Linked DNA regions of Homo sapiens: region 2 is linked to region 1. The links are chromatin loops, found by intact Hi-C in ENCODE. Cell type or tissue: Calu3. All regions are shown on one strand.

Region 1 (8,000 bases):
CAAGTCTCTAGGAAGTTCCAAATTTTCCCACATTTTCTTTTGTTTTTCTGAGCCCTCCAAGTGGTTACAACCTCTGCCTGTTACCCATTTCCAAAGTTACTTCTGCATTTTTGGGTATGTTTACAGCAGTGCCCCCACTCTGCAGTACCAATTTACCATATTAGTCTGTTCTCATGCTGCTAATAAAGACATACCTAAGACTGGGTTATTTATAAAGAAAAAGAGATTTAATGGACTCACAGTTCCACATAGCTAGGGAGGCCTCACAATCATGGCAGAAGGCGAAGGAGGAGCAAAGACACATCTTACATGGTGGCAGGCAAGAGCGTGTACAGGGGAACTGCCCTTTATAAAACCATCAGATCTCATAAGACTTATTCACTATCACAAGAACAGCATGGGAAAAACCTGCCCCCATGAGTCAGTTACCTCCCACTGGGTCCCTCCCATGACATGTGAGGATTATGGAAACTACAATTCAAGATGAAGTTTGGGTGGGGACACAGCCAAATCATATCAGCCACCCATACCTAGATCCCCATTATAAAATTAGGGATACTTCTGTTTTTCTTCATAGGCAAGTACCTAGATGCTACAATTTAATAAGTTTACAAGCATTATGATAAATGTTAAAATTGTGGAATTTTAAAAAATACAGTTGGATGAAAGAGTTTGGCTGGTGTTTTATCTGTTACAGTATCTGTTAGGACTACTATAACAAAATCCCACAGACTAGGAGGCTTAAACAATAGAAATTTATTTTTTTCACAATATCTCACAGGAGGCTGGAAGTCCAAGATCAAGGTGTCAGTGGCAGGTTTGGTATCTTCCAAAGCCTCTCTCCTTGGCTTGCAGATGGCCACCTTCTTGCTGTGCTTTCACATGGCTTTTTCTCTGTACCTATGTGTCCCTAGTCTCTCTCTTCTTATAAAGACAGCAGTCCTGTTGGATGACGGTCCACCCACATGACCTCATTTTACCTTCTTTAAAGTCCTTATCTCCTAGTACAGTCTCATCCTGAAGTGAACTGGGGGTTAGGACTTCAACATATGGATTTGGGGTTGTAAGGGGACAAAGGACATAATGACTGATTTATGTATTTATTTACTCATCTATTTACCTAAAAATAAGTGTTACTGAAGGTTCGTAGACATTTTTCCTGAGAGCTGGTTTGATGATGATATGCTTTCTGGGTCTCTCCACATTGCAAGGTCAAAACTTGTTTTTAAATTTATTATTATTTTGTTTATTTATTTATTTAATTTTTAATATATATTTTTTTGAGACAAGGTCTTGCTCTGTTGCCCAGGCTGGAATGCAGTCATGCTCATTGCAGCCTAGAACTCCTAGGCTGAAGAGACCCTCCTGCCTCAGCCTTCCCAGTACCTGGGAATATAATCTTGTACCACCATGCCCAGCTGGTCAAAACTTGTTTTATAGAAACTATACTTTAGGATTATGGGTAATATTAGGGCCATTTCTTCACAACTTTTATAACTGTGAATAAGTGAAGGATGACCAGAAGTACCTATCAATTAATTTTTTAGTCCAATAGTCAGAATCCAGGAATTAACAGTAAACTCAAAGTTATGGTTTCTTCCAGCTCTGCCAAGGTAAACTACATCCAGTGAATCTTGACATTGCTTTGGGTTTAGCTCTGTTACATGCAGCTGGTATGCATATCCAGGCCCAGTACCCTGCTGGATGGTGCCAGTTTTACTGGGGAGGTTATATGCAGAGATTCTGCTGGTTTGAATCCTGGCTCTGCCACTTGTCAGCTCTTTGGACAAATTGTTTAATCTCTCTATGCCCCAGTTTCCTCATCCATGAAATAGGAATAATAATAATACATAGGGTTCTTGTTAGAAATAAATTAGTTATGCCATTAAGCACTTAGTACAAGGTCTAGCACTTAGCATATACTTAATCAGTGTTAGGTCTTACTATTTAGGAGCAGGGCATATATGGTTTTAGTCTGAAAAGATACCATTTTATTTCCCCAGACTAGCAATGTTCCAAACATAGCTGTATTTTCACATGATAGATACTCAGTAAATTTTTATTGAATGGATGAATGAATGATATTTGAAAATTTCTTATTCTGCACTGAAGTGAAATTTAATTTGGATTTTGAGTAGCATAAAGTCAAAAATGCCTTTGAACTCTGGAGCACAGCAGGAGGTTGCTTTGATTCTGAAAATCTGGAAAGATTTTTTGGAGTGTCTGAGCTCAACATTAATATAACTTTTTAATGCTGAATCAAAATAAGAGATCTGTGACAGCTATTCTTAAGAATTTTGGTCTAGGACTCATTTACACTCTTTAAAATTATTAAAGACCCAAAGAGCTTTGGTTTCTGTGGGATTATCTCAATTTATATTCATTACATTATAAATTAAAATAGAGGAATTTAAAAATATTTATGACATGTCCAAAGAACAAAAGTAAGCCCATGTGGGTTAATCTAAATAATGCTTTTTAAATTGTGTTTTCCAAAATAAAACAGAAAGTGAGAAGAGTAGCATTGTTTTACATTTTTGCAAATCTCTTTAATGTCTGACTTAATAGAAGACAAGTGGACTCACATATCTGCTTCTGCATCAATCTGTTGCAAAACTTGCATTGTATACTTGTAGGAGAATGAGAGTGATAAAGGCAAATAATGTGTTAGTATGATTATGAAAGTAGTTTTGAAGGTTTGGACTTCTTGAAAGGATCTTAGGGATTTCCCACACCACACTTGGAGAGCCACTGATGTAAGTCAAGTCCATTAGGAATCCATAGCCTCTGAGTTTTGCAATCTCCATTTATCAGCACTAATGAGCTGAACAGATGGAAATGTTTACTTCCTTCCATTGATGTTTAGAAACAAGTTGACTAAAATGATTTTCCAATGTCATTCACTCACCCTTCAGTGCTAATGCCCATCCTCAAATAAATGAGAACATTAAATAGCTAGAAAAAAAGTTTGTTGAAGTTATTTGACAAAAATAAAGAAATTTTGATTAGAGTTAACTGCATTATAAATGCTTAAAGACAATGTGTGGCCTTTCTCAAATTTAGAGTCCGCTAACTGGGAATGCCAATTAAGCTTTGACCTGGGATTGGCTGGCAGCATCCCAGGAAAAGTCTGGCAGTGTTGTTGAAGAATACTATAGGACCTAATGCCTTGAAAATTTTTTTTCATTTTAGTATGATCTCCCTCCCACTTTGATGTTTTAGAATTAATTGTGTATCTTAACCTGTCAATCAGATGTGAAATTACTATAGTAAGGTGTAATTTTAAAAACTCCCAGATTAGAGTGATAGGAGATGTGATTCTCTTATTTATTTATTTATTTTTGTAGACGGGAATCTACTAACCTATGTAAAAGGGAACTTATTCTGTTCTACAAGTGCTCTGTGCTATGCTGAAGTTGTAGTCTGTATTCTAAATAATCTCCAATTTTATTTTGTTCCTGCGCTAACAAGTTGTTTTCATCATTTTTATTTTTCAAGAAATGATTTATGACTCTTTAAGAATTTAGAAAAGTTACTATCTTCTATCATTTCTGAAAGACTTGATCCCTCTTCTGGAAATTCTGCTTTTTACATGTGAGCACAGTACATCGTACTCGCCAAAAGGTAGATTATCACGTCCTCCACTGTGATAACTTCCCACGCAGTGGCAGTAGTACAGAACATTCACGTTGCCTCTCATGAATTTTAAGACAAGCTGTAAATCTATTGAATGTCAGGCACTTTCCCATACAAATGCATTGTATGTTGAAAATCTAAATAATCAGGAATTCTGAGATGATTTTACTTTAAGGAGTGTGATCTTCTTTGTCTAGTGAGCACAATTCTTTGTCTTCCCTCATGGTGAAATAACTGAAGTCCCTTTCAGCTTCAAATGTATTTTAAGGTTTTCATCTCATGCTCACAAGAGGGCGCTAATTCCTATTCATGCCTATAGTGGCAACAAGACATTTACTCAAATCTCTCACCTCCAAGGTAAACCGGAGAAACCCTGGCTGAAAGAAAACTGCTAATTGGCTTTCTTCCTTTTTAGAAGAGTAATTTCAAATTTTACAAATTTTAGGTTGTAAGAAAACAAATAACATAGTTGGATTATGTGGCAAACTCAGTTTTAAGGGAGGAAAATTTGATTTGGGGAGCAAAGATTTTGTTCTTTGTTCAGTTTAATTCCTGTTTATTTTTTACTGTATTATTTAGATGATAAATAAAGAGTTGCAGTACACAAGGTAATCATTAAATATGTAAATATAAATGTTTAAATAAATACCAAGGTATTTATTTATTGCCTTGTACAGGTCTAAGCCTATGCATATTCTTAGATTAATCTATGTTGCTATTTTCCTTGCTATAATAAAAAAAAAGTTCTTTAGCTAAATCTAGTTCTGCTCATTTTCTCCCCTGATTTCAAAAGTAGTACACATTTATTGCAGAATCCTCAGAAAACACAGGCAAAGTATTTAAAGGAAAACAATAATTGCTCCATAATCCTATAAATCATTTAATCACAGTTAACGTTGGGGCATATTTTCTTCCACTGTTTTCATGTATAATTGTAATCATGCTGTATATAGACAGATAAATATAGTTTTGTGTGCTACTTTGAAAATCTTAATATTATATCAATCAAGGATCATTTAAATTAAATTGTTTTAACTGCAATTTTAATGACTGTCCAGTATTCAATTTTAACTATTCTTTTATTAATGAACATTTATACATTTATATGCTTTTCCATTTTCTACACTATTATAAATAAGTGTGATGAATATCTTTGTAAGTCTTTGATGATACATGTGATGATTTCCTTAGGACAGATTCCTAGAAGTGGAATTCCTGGATGAAAGAACATGATTTTTCTTTTTCTTTTTCTTTCTTTCTTTTTTTTTTTTTGAGACGGAGTCTCTCTCCCTCACCCAGGCTGGAGTGCAATGGTGCGATCTCGGCCCACTGCAACCTCTGCCTCCCGGGTTCAAGCGATTCTCCTGCCTCAGCCTCCCAAGGCTTTTGACATATACTGCTGAACTACTTTCTAGAAAGGTTTTTTAAAACCAATTTATACACTAGGAAGGTGTTTGATGCTCACTACCTTAATTAGTGCTAAATATTTTAATTTAAAAAATAGCTAATTTGATACATGAAAATGTTAGCTAAGTATTGATATAATAAGGATTTTTTTGATTCCTAGGGAAGTTAGCTATTTTCTGTGTTCATTGTCCATTTTTTTTCCTTTTTTATAAATTATCTTCTCATGACTTTTTTCCATTTTCCTATGTGGTGTAAAAGATTTTATCTTCTAAAATGAGCTCTTAATAGTGTAAGACTAATATATCTCCATCTGCTATATCTGGGGTATTTCTAGGTTTGTAGTTTGCCATTTACTTGTCTATGGTTTTAAAAATATATGCATTTGAGCAATTTTAAGTTTTTATGTATTTAAATCTATTAAATACTTTTGTGGTTTTGGTCATTGATTTTTCTTTTAATGCATAGGATATTGAGGTAATTCTTTATCAAAATTTTTTAATGATAGGGAAAGATTTTCAGAGGCAGAGGCTTAAATTTTAGCTTCATTTAGTAATGGATTTCCAGAAGAAACAAGCAGTTGGAATAATAAATATTAAGATGAAAAATTATTTTTATGTTAATTTGGGAGTAGATTTAGTTTTTACTTGAATTTTAGGAAGATTGTGCTTCATATTGTACCAAAGTCTTTTCTGATAAACTAATACAAGTATTTATTACAGTCATTTTTTTCAGAGTAAATTATTTTATTTCTTCAGATGTGTTTATCTGAACTGAATTTGATTTCCTCTGCTATTGGACCTATCTTCTCCCTCCAAAGCAGTAAAGTGGTGCCTGATTTTTTCATGCTTTAGAAATGTCCAATAACAGAAATAAGGGCCTATTTTCTCTTTGGTTCCACTTTGAAAGAATATTCCTATGGAAAATAACTCTTCCCCCTCCCCTGGCCCCCACCCTCTCCAGTTTGCAAAGAAAATAAATCTTACCAGATTACCAGTTGTATGGAGTCTGTCACAGAGTCCAGGTCCCCTTTACCACATTTACTTAGTGTTTTTCTTCAGGCTGGATTAGTCGTTCCCTTTTTTGTGGACACCAACACCGTGTCCCTCCCCTTCCTTACATCTTCATCATAATGAGCAACAAGCCATGTGGTCTTAAGTGCTGTTTATCTTCAATACACAGTTACTCACTACAAAAACTTTACTTTTCCCTTCACGTTATTTTCTTCACTGGCCCTTTCCTTTGACTCCTAGCTTGCTTCAGACCTAAGTCAGCTTTCCTCTGGCAGAAACCCTGGTTCCCATTCTGTCTCACTTACACTGTCATTCCCTAGTCTCTCTCTTTGTCTCATTTAAGGCTACCTTGAGCCCCATTTCCTCATCTAGAGTTGTCAGATTTAGCAAATAAAAATACAGGACACCCACTGAATTTGAATTTCAGATACACAAAGAATAATATTTCTGTATAAGCCTGTCCCATTACTTACACTCCAAAATTATTCTTCATGTGTCTGAAATTCCAGTTTAATAAGACATCCCATGTTTTATGTGACAACCCTGCCCTCATCCTGTGGCTCATTTCATGGCTCTTGTTACTTTCCTTTGGGGGCATGTGGAGCTTGCTCTGGTAGCCACAACTCTTGCCTGAACTCTCAATCTGGTCCCTGTCAGGCTTGACCTGTTCCCCGCATGCCTAGTGTTATTAATTCTTTTACACAATGTGAATCCATTTTTCAGCTTAGCCTGTACTACTGTCTGACTCATTTATATGTTAGTAGATGCCTTTGTGGTCAGTTTAGATGGAAAGCTAGCGAAGAGCAGCTCCCCACCACATCCCCCAAACTTACACCTTGCTTGGACATCACCTCCTGTGTCAAAAAAGCTTCAGTTAATTATAATTCCCAAAGTTGGTGGTGGAACAGGGCTCAGGTTGGAGAGCTTTTCTTTGTACAGTCCATAATATCACAACCCTCCGTTACCCCATTGGAAGATTTTCTTATGAGTCAGAGGCTAGTTTCTGGTCCCTTGAATACTGTTAAGATTTAACTGTGGTGTAAAGCAAATATCAGCAGGTATAGCTTAAGGATTGGTTTTGCCTCACGATGTTTTTCCTTTTTCCAACAGAAGTAGACTTCAGATACATTCATTTTACCTAACCTGCATCTAGAAAATATTAATAGTGCTTTTTATTTCACTAACACAGCTTGCTCTCTAGTAATCAGCATACTGGTATGTTCCCAATCCTGCTGTGTTCTGCCTTTACATCAAAAAGAGAAAATCTTGCTTAAAACACTCTTCTTAAAGCACAGAGAGTTAAAATTTTATAATTATGTCTTTCTTTTCTTCTCTGTGGCTCTTAGTCCAAAGTCATGTAAGAGGGTCTGTTGTAGGAGAAAAGAGAAAATCCAGTTCTGCTTCCATAGGATGTGCTGCGCGATCATCAATGTCATTGTTCCTTAACTTGTATCCATGGGATCCAGCTGATGATGTTTTCAATATTGGAGCCTTTTGTTTCCCAGCATGATGGGATGATGGAGCACTTTGTACATCTCATCAGGAGTATCTGATTCATGTTTCTCCTAACTGTGCCAGCAAGAATTACTTATCAGAATTTTTTTCCCTTTACTGTAGTAAAAAGTTGCTGTTAGCACAGTTGTGAAATTTCTTCTACCCGTGTTGAGTTTGAGGCCTCTGATTCTTTTTACTCATCGAATGGGTTTCTGTTTTATATGTTTATGGTAACCATGGAACCTTGTCTAGAGCCTCATGTGTAAGATTGCAGACTCTGTTTGTGAGGTGTTCTCAACATCGTTGATTTTGAGACAATGTGTGAGGGGGGAAACTTCAGAAATCTACATAAGTAAACCTCCCACTGAGGTTTGGGTGATCAGATGGGCTAGACCTCCAAAACCTCTGCTAAATCTGGGATTCCAGGATGCACATCATTAAAGAAATGTAAGG
Region 2 (8,000 bases), 140 kb before region 1:
ATTATGTGTCAGTTAAAAAAAATCTAGTCTTTCATCCCAGATGGAGTCTGTTATTGTACTTGATGACCACTTAAGACAAAAACAAATGCTTCTCTGTTCTAACACTTGCTAACACTGGCTGAATTATTTAGACAGTGGAACACTCTCTTTTGGCCTATTACCAAAAAAGTCTTTATCCCTGTAGCAAAAAGCAGAATTGCATAGCAGTAAAATGCTATACAAAAAAATTATATTTTGGATTTATGAATATCAATATTTCTTTAATTATTATTATAATTTAGCAATATATCCAGAAAGAAATGTATCTTAAATTCAGAAAACTGCTTTCATTTGGTAAGAGCCCTATATATGAACAAAAGTGAGGGAAACAGCAAACTTTTATCTGTCAGTATGTTTTACTGGCAAATGTAGCTTCCAATTGTCCCCCAGTATCTGTCCTCCCCTTCTTCTTTAGTGTTAGAGGCCCCAGTATGTATCTGGGCACAGGAAATAGGAATAAAGCCTACATTTTCCAATCCTCATTCTTTGCTGCTGATGTGACTATAACTAGGTTCCTACATAAAACTTCCAGCAAGTTTCCTTAAAAAGAGCATTTGTTCCTTTCTTCACACCTCCTTTTTTCCCTGCTGGCTGGGATTTAGATGTGATGGTTAAGCAACCACATTGAACTATGAAATAGAAGCTGTACATTGAGGATGCAGAGCTACAAAATATCCAGCATTTGGGTCCCTCACGCTTCTGAGCTTTCATATTTGCCTCAGACTGCTTTGTTCCTGTATCAGTTATCCAGTGCTGCAATAATACTGAGTAAGAAAGGTTCATAAAAATAAGTATTTTTCACACATATATGAGATTTAGCTGATCAGAAGCTAGCCTCCCTCATGCTTCCTGGAGGCCAATTGGGAGTTGGCTCATCTAAGCTGGGTTCAAATAGAGTAACTGGTATAACTCAGCCCTGCTCTATGTGCCTTTCGTCCTTCAGCAGACCAGCTGGGCACAACCCTGTCATGGTAATGATAAAACCACAAATGAGCCAGCAGAAACAGCACGACATCTTAAGGTTTAGGCTTGGAACTTGAATACCAGCACTTCTGCCTCATTCTATTGGCCAAAGCAAGTCACAAGACAGGATTAGATTCAAGGAAATACATCCCACCTCTTCAGTGAGAGAAACTTCAATTTACATGACAAAGGGGGTGATATAGGCAGCAGTGAAGAATAGGTGCTATTTTTGCAATCTTTCACATTTTCAGACTTCTTTTATGTAAGAGACAGACGTCTTTTAGTTTACAAGATATTGTAATTTAGTTTAGTTTTTGTTCTATGCAGCTGACCCTAATCTTAATTGATTTATTGGAATGTGAGCTCCATGACTATTGCAGACTATAATTTGGCTCATCCAGCTCCCATTCCAATCCCCTTTAACTTAATTTCTAGAACTATAAAGACTGAAAAGCTAAAAAATATGATATCCCACTCCCTAGCAGCCAAGGTACTGCAAGCAATCTATTTTTTTACTAGACTGACCCACCTATACTTGATTTGCAGATAGCAATGAGAAACATAGGTGGTGGCTGTACCAAGAAAGAGTGTATCTACTGGCAAAAATGATGTCAGAGGTGCCCATCTGAAGTGATAGTGAAGCTTCTGACTTGGTGTCACAAGTATTGGGGTGGGGAGCACAGTTGTGTTTTACATTTGGATACAGTAGTGTCTTTTGATTTTTCTCTTGGCTGCTCTATTCCTGGTTGGATAATCAGACCCAATACTTAGATACTCCAAGATACCTGTGAACTACGTAATTTTTTTTAAAAAAAACTTGTTCTTCATAAGCCAGCTAGAGGGGATTCTGTTGTCTGCAGTTATTTTCACAAACAATAGAAGATTTGATCAATTATAGTAATGCATCAATTAATGACAGGGATATATTTTGAGAAATGTGCTAGATGATTTCATCATTGTGAAAACATCTTGAGGGTGAACTTATACAAACCGAGGTGGTATAGCCTTCTATACACCTAGACTGTATATATCGCCTGTTGCTCCTATGTGAGTAATGCATTGCACCATGGTGTTACTACAGCTATGATGTCACTATACCATAGGAATTTTTAAACTCCATTGTACCTTTTTTTTTTTTTTTTTTTTGAGATGGAGTCTCGCTCTGTCGCCCAGGCTGGAGTGCAGTGGCACAATCTTGGCTCACTGCAAGCTCTGCCTCCCAGGTTCATGCCATTCTCCCACCTCAGCCTCCCCAGTAGCTGGGACTACAGGCGCCTGCCACCACGCCTGGCTAATTTTTTGTATTTTTAGTAGAGACGGGGTTTCACCGTGTTAGCCAGCATGGTCTAGATCTCACCTCATGATCCGCCCGCCTCGGCCTCCCAAAGTCTTCCACACTATTGACATTTTGGATGGGGTAATTCTTTGTTGTGGGGAGCTGTCCTGTGCATTGTGAGATGTTTAATAGCATTCTTGGCCTCTGTACACCAGATGCCAACAGCACAAAGCTTCTCAAGTTGTAACAATAAAAAACATCTCCACACTGGCAAATGTCCCCTTTGGGGCAAAATTACCCCCACTGAGAACCACTGACTTACGCAGACACACGAAACATGAAAGCAATTTCTAATGAAGCATTTAACAATATTTTTCAAGATCTTGAGAAACTACATCTTAGTGCATATACATCTTAGTGCATATATTATACCATAGATAGGAGATCTTGGTATCATATAACACATCTGAAATAAAATGGATACACCTTTCTACCTTTTCACTCTATTGCATTAGTGATATGAAGTTTGATTTTCTTTATATCAGACCTAAATAAGCAAGTTGTCAACTTTATAGGAAAAAATATATAAATATATAACGTATAAATTTTTTTTAAAAAAGCGTAAGTAGAGGCACAAAGCAATTACCTATGATTCATTTTTGAGCCTATGGTTTTTAAATTTTAATGTCTAGAGATACTGTTAACAGTTGGAATCTGATCTTGGAGGTGAAATGAAATTTTTTTTTCTTATTTTCCCCAAAACTGAGAAGAAATATGACTGTTTACCCGAGTTTCATTCTTAAACCATGTTGGGGTGGCCTTTGGGCTGATTGTCACCATTGTTTATATGCTCAGTGATTTCAGTCTGGGGGTGCTTTCAGGGTTTCTGGAGCAGTTTTGAAGCCACAGAAATAATAATTAATTTTTAAAATATCCTGTCAAAACAACTTTTTCTGACTCAAGCATTTGTTTGAAACAGAACATCAGGAATTTTCTGCACACTACAGAATGTCAGCAAGATGGCAGAATAGAAAGTTTCAGCCTTCACTCCCACTGCCTCCATGTAAATATCACTAGCAGGTATCCAAAGAACAGAACATCTCTTTGAAAACTCCACTTGGAAACAGGCCCAAGATACTTGCATGTCCCATAGTACTGAATGAAAACTGAATTACAAAGGTAAGAAGAGTGGTCTCACTTCAACCACATACACATCCACCCACCAATTTGGCACAATACTAGAGAAAGAGGATTTCCATGAGCCCACAGTGTCTACAGGGGGAAAAGGGAGTTGAAGTTATCAAGTTTCTCTAGCTTCCCAACACACTTCTCAGGATGCTCACTCTGGTCTCACCTCACAGGAAACATTGGGACCAATGACTTAGCTATAATGCCTGGAGTCAGGTAGAAAGAAAGAAGGCAGAGGTCATGGTGACTAGCACTAAAATCTTGGTGGTAGGTCTGTGTTCCTGCCAGTTACGGTGCTCAGTCAGAGATACCAGCAAACCTTATAGCCCACCTGCAAAACTGATCTGATCACCTTTGGAAGCATGGAGGAAGGTTAAACCTAGCCTGAGTCCCTAGATGGTTAGTCTCCATACCCAGTGTCAGAGTCCACAAAAATAACCTTGCCCAGGTCGAGACACCCACCTCTGCCCATTTCAAAGAACAGAAGCTAGATCTGATTGCCCTGGGCAGTCAAGCAGTAGCTCTACTCAGCCAAAAATCCTGCTCAATGACCCCATCCAGACAGGAAGGTGCCTGCCTCTGCCCATTTCAGAGAATCATAGGGACTGGACCTGCTTGACCCAGGAGGTCACAGTGTCTCAACTCAGTGAAATGTCCATACCATGGCTCCACCCTGACAAGGAGTCAATCCTCAATCATGCATTTCTAAGAAGTATAACCTCTGGTCTTGCCCATCCTCAGCAGAAACTATGCCTAACTTCAGAGACCAACTTCAGTCTTGCCTAACTGCAGACCACAAATAGCAAAATTGTTTGGCCAGGGAATGCATTCTGTGATTTATGAGACCACAAGCCATTGCAGTCCACAGCCAGCAGCTCTGACCAATAGCAGAATCCAGCCAGTGATCTTGCCAGACAGTGGAGGTAAGCCAGCAGCCCACCTGACATCAGAGGAAAGACGGCAGCCCAGCCAACTAGAGAACTCACAACAAGCTCTCCTTGTCTGGATTTATTATCACCTCACCGGCCCTTCAAGAATCACAAGCTAGATTAAATATCAAAGATCTATCCCTGTCAAAGAACACAAGTAATGGCCAGAAGAGGGGGCTGTTTCCTTAAAAATGTAGAGAATAATGCAAGGACACAAGGATTACAAAAAATTAGAGAATCATAATACATCCAATAGAAACCAATAAAGCTCCAGTAATGCACCCTAAGGAAATAAATAATAGTTGAAATCTAAAAAATAGAATAAAATTACAGTATTTGCTACTCAAAAAAAGAAGGAAAAAGAAATGGAGATCTATGAAATGACTGATAAAGAATTCAGATTAATCTCAAAGCATTTCAGTTACTTCAAAGAATACATGGATAGTAAATTAAATAAAATCTGGAAAATAATACATGAACAAATTAAGAAGTGTGACAAAAATGAAAACAATAAAAAACCAAATAGAAATCCTAGAGATAAAGAATATCATTACTAAATTTAAAAATTCAATAGAAAGTTTCAACATTAGACTTGATAAAGTGGAAGAAAGAATCAATGAACTCAAAGACAGAACATTTGAAATGAAAAACAAAAAGAAGAATGAAAAAGAATAAAGAAATCTTATGGGAATTATGGGATCCCCATCAAAAAGCCAAAACTTTACATATACAACCTAGCAGAGACTCACCTTACTTTTAAGGATACACATAGATTGAAAGTGAAGGGATTGAAAAAGATGTTCCCTACAAATAAAAACCAAAAGAGAGCAAGGATAGCTACACTAATATCACACAAAATAGACTTTAAGTCAAAAACTGTGAAAAGAGACAAAGAACTTATGTAATTATAAAGAAGCAATTAATCAAGAGATATAACAATTGTGAATATATATATATATATATATATAGCACCAAACATAGAAGCACCTAAATATATAAAACAAGTATTAAAGAATATGAGGGGAGAGATAGCTTGCAATACAATAATAATAAGGAACTTCAATATCCCACTTTCAACAATGGGCAGGTCATTCAGACATAAAACCAATGAGACAATACTGGACTTGAACAACACTATAGGCCAAGTGAAACCAACAGACAAATACAAGACATTCCATTCAACAACAGCAGAATATATATTCTTCTCAAGTGCACACACAGATAGGTCATATGTTAGATCACAAAATATGCCTTAGCAAATTTAAGGTGGATGAAATAATATCAAGTATCTTTTCCAACTATAATGAATTGAAACTAGAAATCAATAACAGGAGGAATTTTAGAAAATTTGCAAATACATGGAATTTAAACATGTTCCTGAACAACCAATGGGTCAATAAAGAAATTTAAAAGAAAATTTAAAAATATCTTTAGATAAATGAAAATGAAAACACAATATACCAAAACTTATGGGATACAACACAATCAGTTCTCAAAGGAAAGTTTACAGCAATAAACACCTACATCAAAAATAAACAAAACATCTAAAATAAACAACATTACTCCTCACTGAACTAGAAAAAGAACAAACTAAGCCCAAAGTTAGCAGAAGGAAGGAAATAATAAAAATCAGAGTAGATTTTTATTATTAAAATAAAATAAATAAAATAAAGACTAGAAAAAAAAACCATACAAAAGATCAACAAAACTTAAGAGTTAGTGATTTTAAATGATAAAATCCACAAGTCTTTAGCTAGAATAAGAAAAAGAGATGATTCAAATAAATAAAGTCAGAAACAAAAGAGGAGCCATTGCAACTAATATCACAGAAATACAAAGGATCACAAGAGACTACTATGACCAATTATACAACAAATTGGATAAACTAGAAGAAATTGACAAATTTCTTCACATATATTTAGGTTAGTGCAAAAGTAATTGCGGTTTTTGCCATTGCCATGCAACCTACCAAGACTGAATCATCATGAAGAAATGGACAATCTGAAAAGACCAATAATGGGTATTGAGATTTAATAAGTAATCAGTAATGGGTATTGAGATTTAATCAGTAATTAAAAAGTCTCCTATAATAAAAACCTTAAGACCTGATGGTTACCAATCTGAATTCTACCAAACATTTGAAGAACTAATACCGATCCTTCTGAAACTCTTCAAAAAAATGAAGAGGCAGAAATACTTCTAAACTTTTTACAAGGCCAGCATTTTCCTGATAGCAAGGCTGGGCAAGGACATTATAAGAAAAGATTACAGGCTAATATCTTTGATGAACATAGTTGTAAAAATCTTCAACAAAATACTAGCAAACCAAATTTAACAACACATTAAAAGGATCATTCACCATAATCAAGTGGGATTTATCCTTGTGATGTAAGTATGGTTCAATTTATGCAAATCAATAAAAGTTATACATCATATTAACAGAATGAAAGACAAAAACATATGATCATCTTATTAGATGCAGAAAAAACATTTGACAAATTCAATATCCTTTCACAATAAAAACTCTCACTAAAGTAGGTGTAGAGGGAATGTATTTCAACACAATAAAGGCCATATATGTGAAGCTCACAACTATTATTATACTCAATGGTGAAATTTGAAAGCCCTTGCTCTGAGATCTGGAACCAGACAAGATGTCCAGCCTTGACACTTTTATTCAACATAGTATTGGAAATCCTTGTCAGAGCAATTAGGCAAGAAGGAGAAATAAAGGGCACCTAAATAGGAAAAAAAGAATTGAAATTGTCAGTGTTTCCTGATGAGATGATCTTATATGTAATAAACCCTAAAGACTCCACCAAAAAACAGAACTATCAAACAAATACAGTAAAGTTGCAGGATACAAAATTAACACACATAAATCAGTAGTGTTTCTATATACTAAGAATAAATTATTTCCCCCAAAATAAAAAATTTCATTTCATAATAGCTATAAAAAATAATACTTATAAATACATTTAGCCAAGGAGATGAAAGACCAGTACACTGAAAACTAGAAAATGTTGAAGAAAGAAATAGAACACACAAATAAATGGAAAGATATCCTGTGTTCATGAATTGGAAAAATTAATATTGCTTAAATGTTCATATTATATACAGTAAGATGTGTCTATTTTAAATATAAATAAATCAATAGTTGAGTGGTTGCAAGGCACTGAGGATGAAGAAACAGTGCAGAGATAGGACACAGTGCATTGGTACTGAACTGAAACTATTCCATATGATAGAATAATAGCAGATACATGTAACTATGCCATTGCTCCAGTCCATAGAATTTACAACACCCAAGTGAATGCTAAGGAGAGCTATGTGGTCTCATCATGAGAGTGATGTGTCATTGTAGGTTGAATGATTGCAGCGAACGTACCACTCTATGACAGAAAGTTGTTAGTGAAAGGAACTATGCATCTAAGGGGGCAGAGGATATGGGGGACCTCTGTTTGTCCTGCCCAATTTTAGCATGAATCTAAAGGTTTTCTACGAATTGAGCTCGATTTTTAAAATGGGTATATGAACTTATTTTGTGAGTGTTGATTATACCAGAATTTCCTGTTGTCTGCATGGTACATGCATTGCACGCATGG

What was found. A loop is a pair of places that touch in the nucleus more often than their neighbours do. Peaks named below come from ENCODE experiments on the same cell type or tissue, not always from the same donor. Only the 100,000 strongest peaks of a DNase experiment are listed, where the experiment ranks them.
Region 2: it touches region 1 in a loop (4-fold over the local background); 3 of 110 quality-filtered maps call a loop at or near these places.

The regions. Positions count from the first base shown.
Region 1 is chr6:117,972,307-117,980,306 of GRCh38, forward strand. The region is part of intron 1 of SLC35F1 (solute carrier family 35 member F1); the gene reads left to right. Among named protein-coding and RNA genes, the nearest start is that of SLC35F1, 69 kb to the left of the region's middle. In Calu3, CTCF peaks have their summits at 3,900 (motif pointing right) and 4,114; no DNase peak of the experiment used is centred here.
Region 2 is chr6:117,836,330-117,844,329 of GRCh38, forward strand. No RefSeq gene overlaps it. Among named protein-coding and RNA genes, the nearest start is that of SLC35F1, 67 kb to the right of the region's middle. In Calu3, no CTCF peak of the experiment used is centred here; a DNase peak (open chromatin) is centred at 4,552.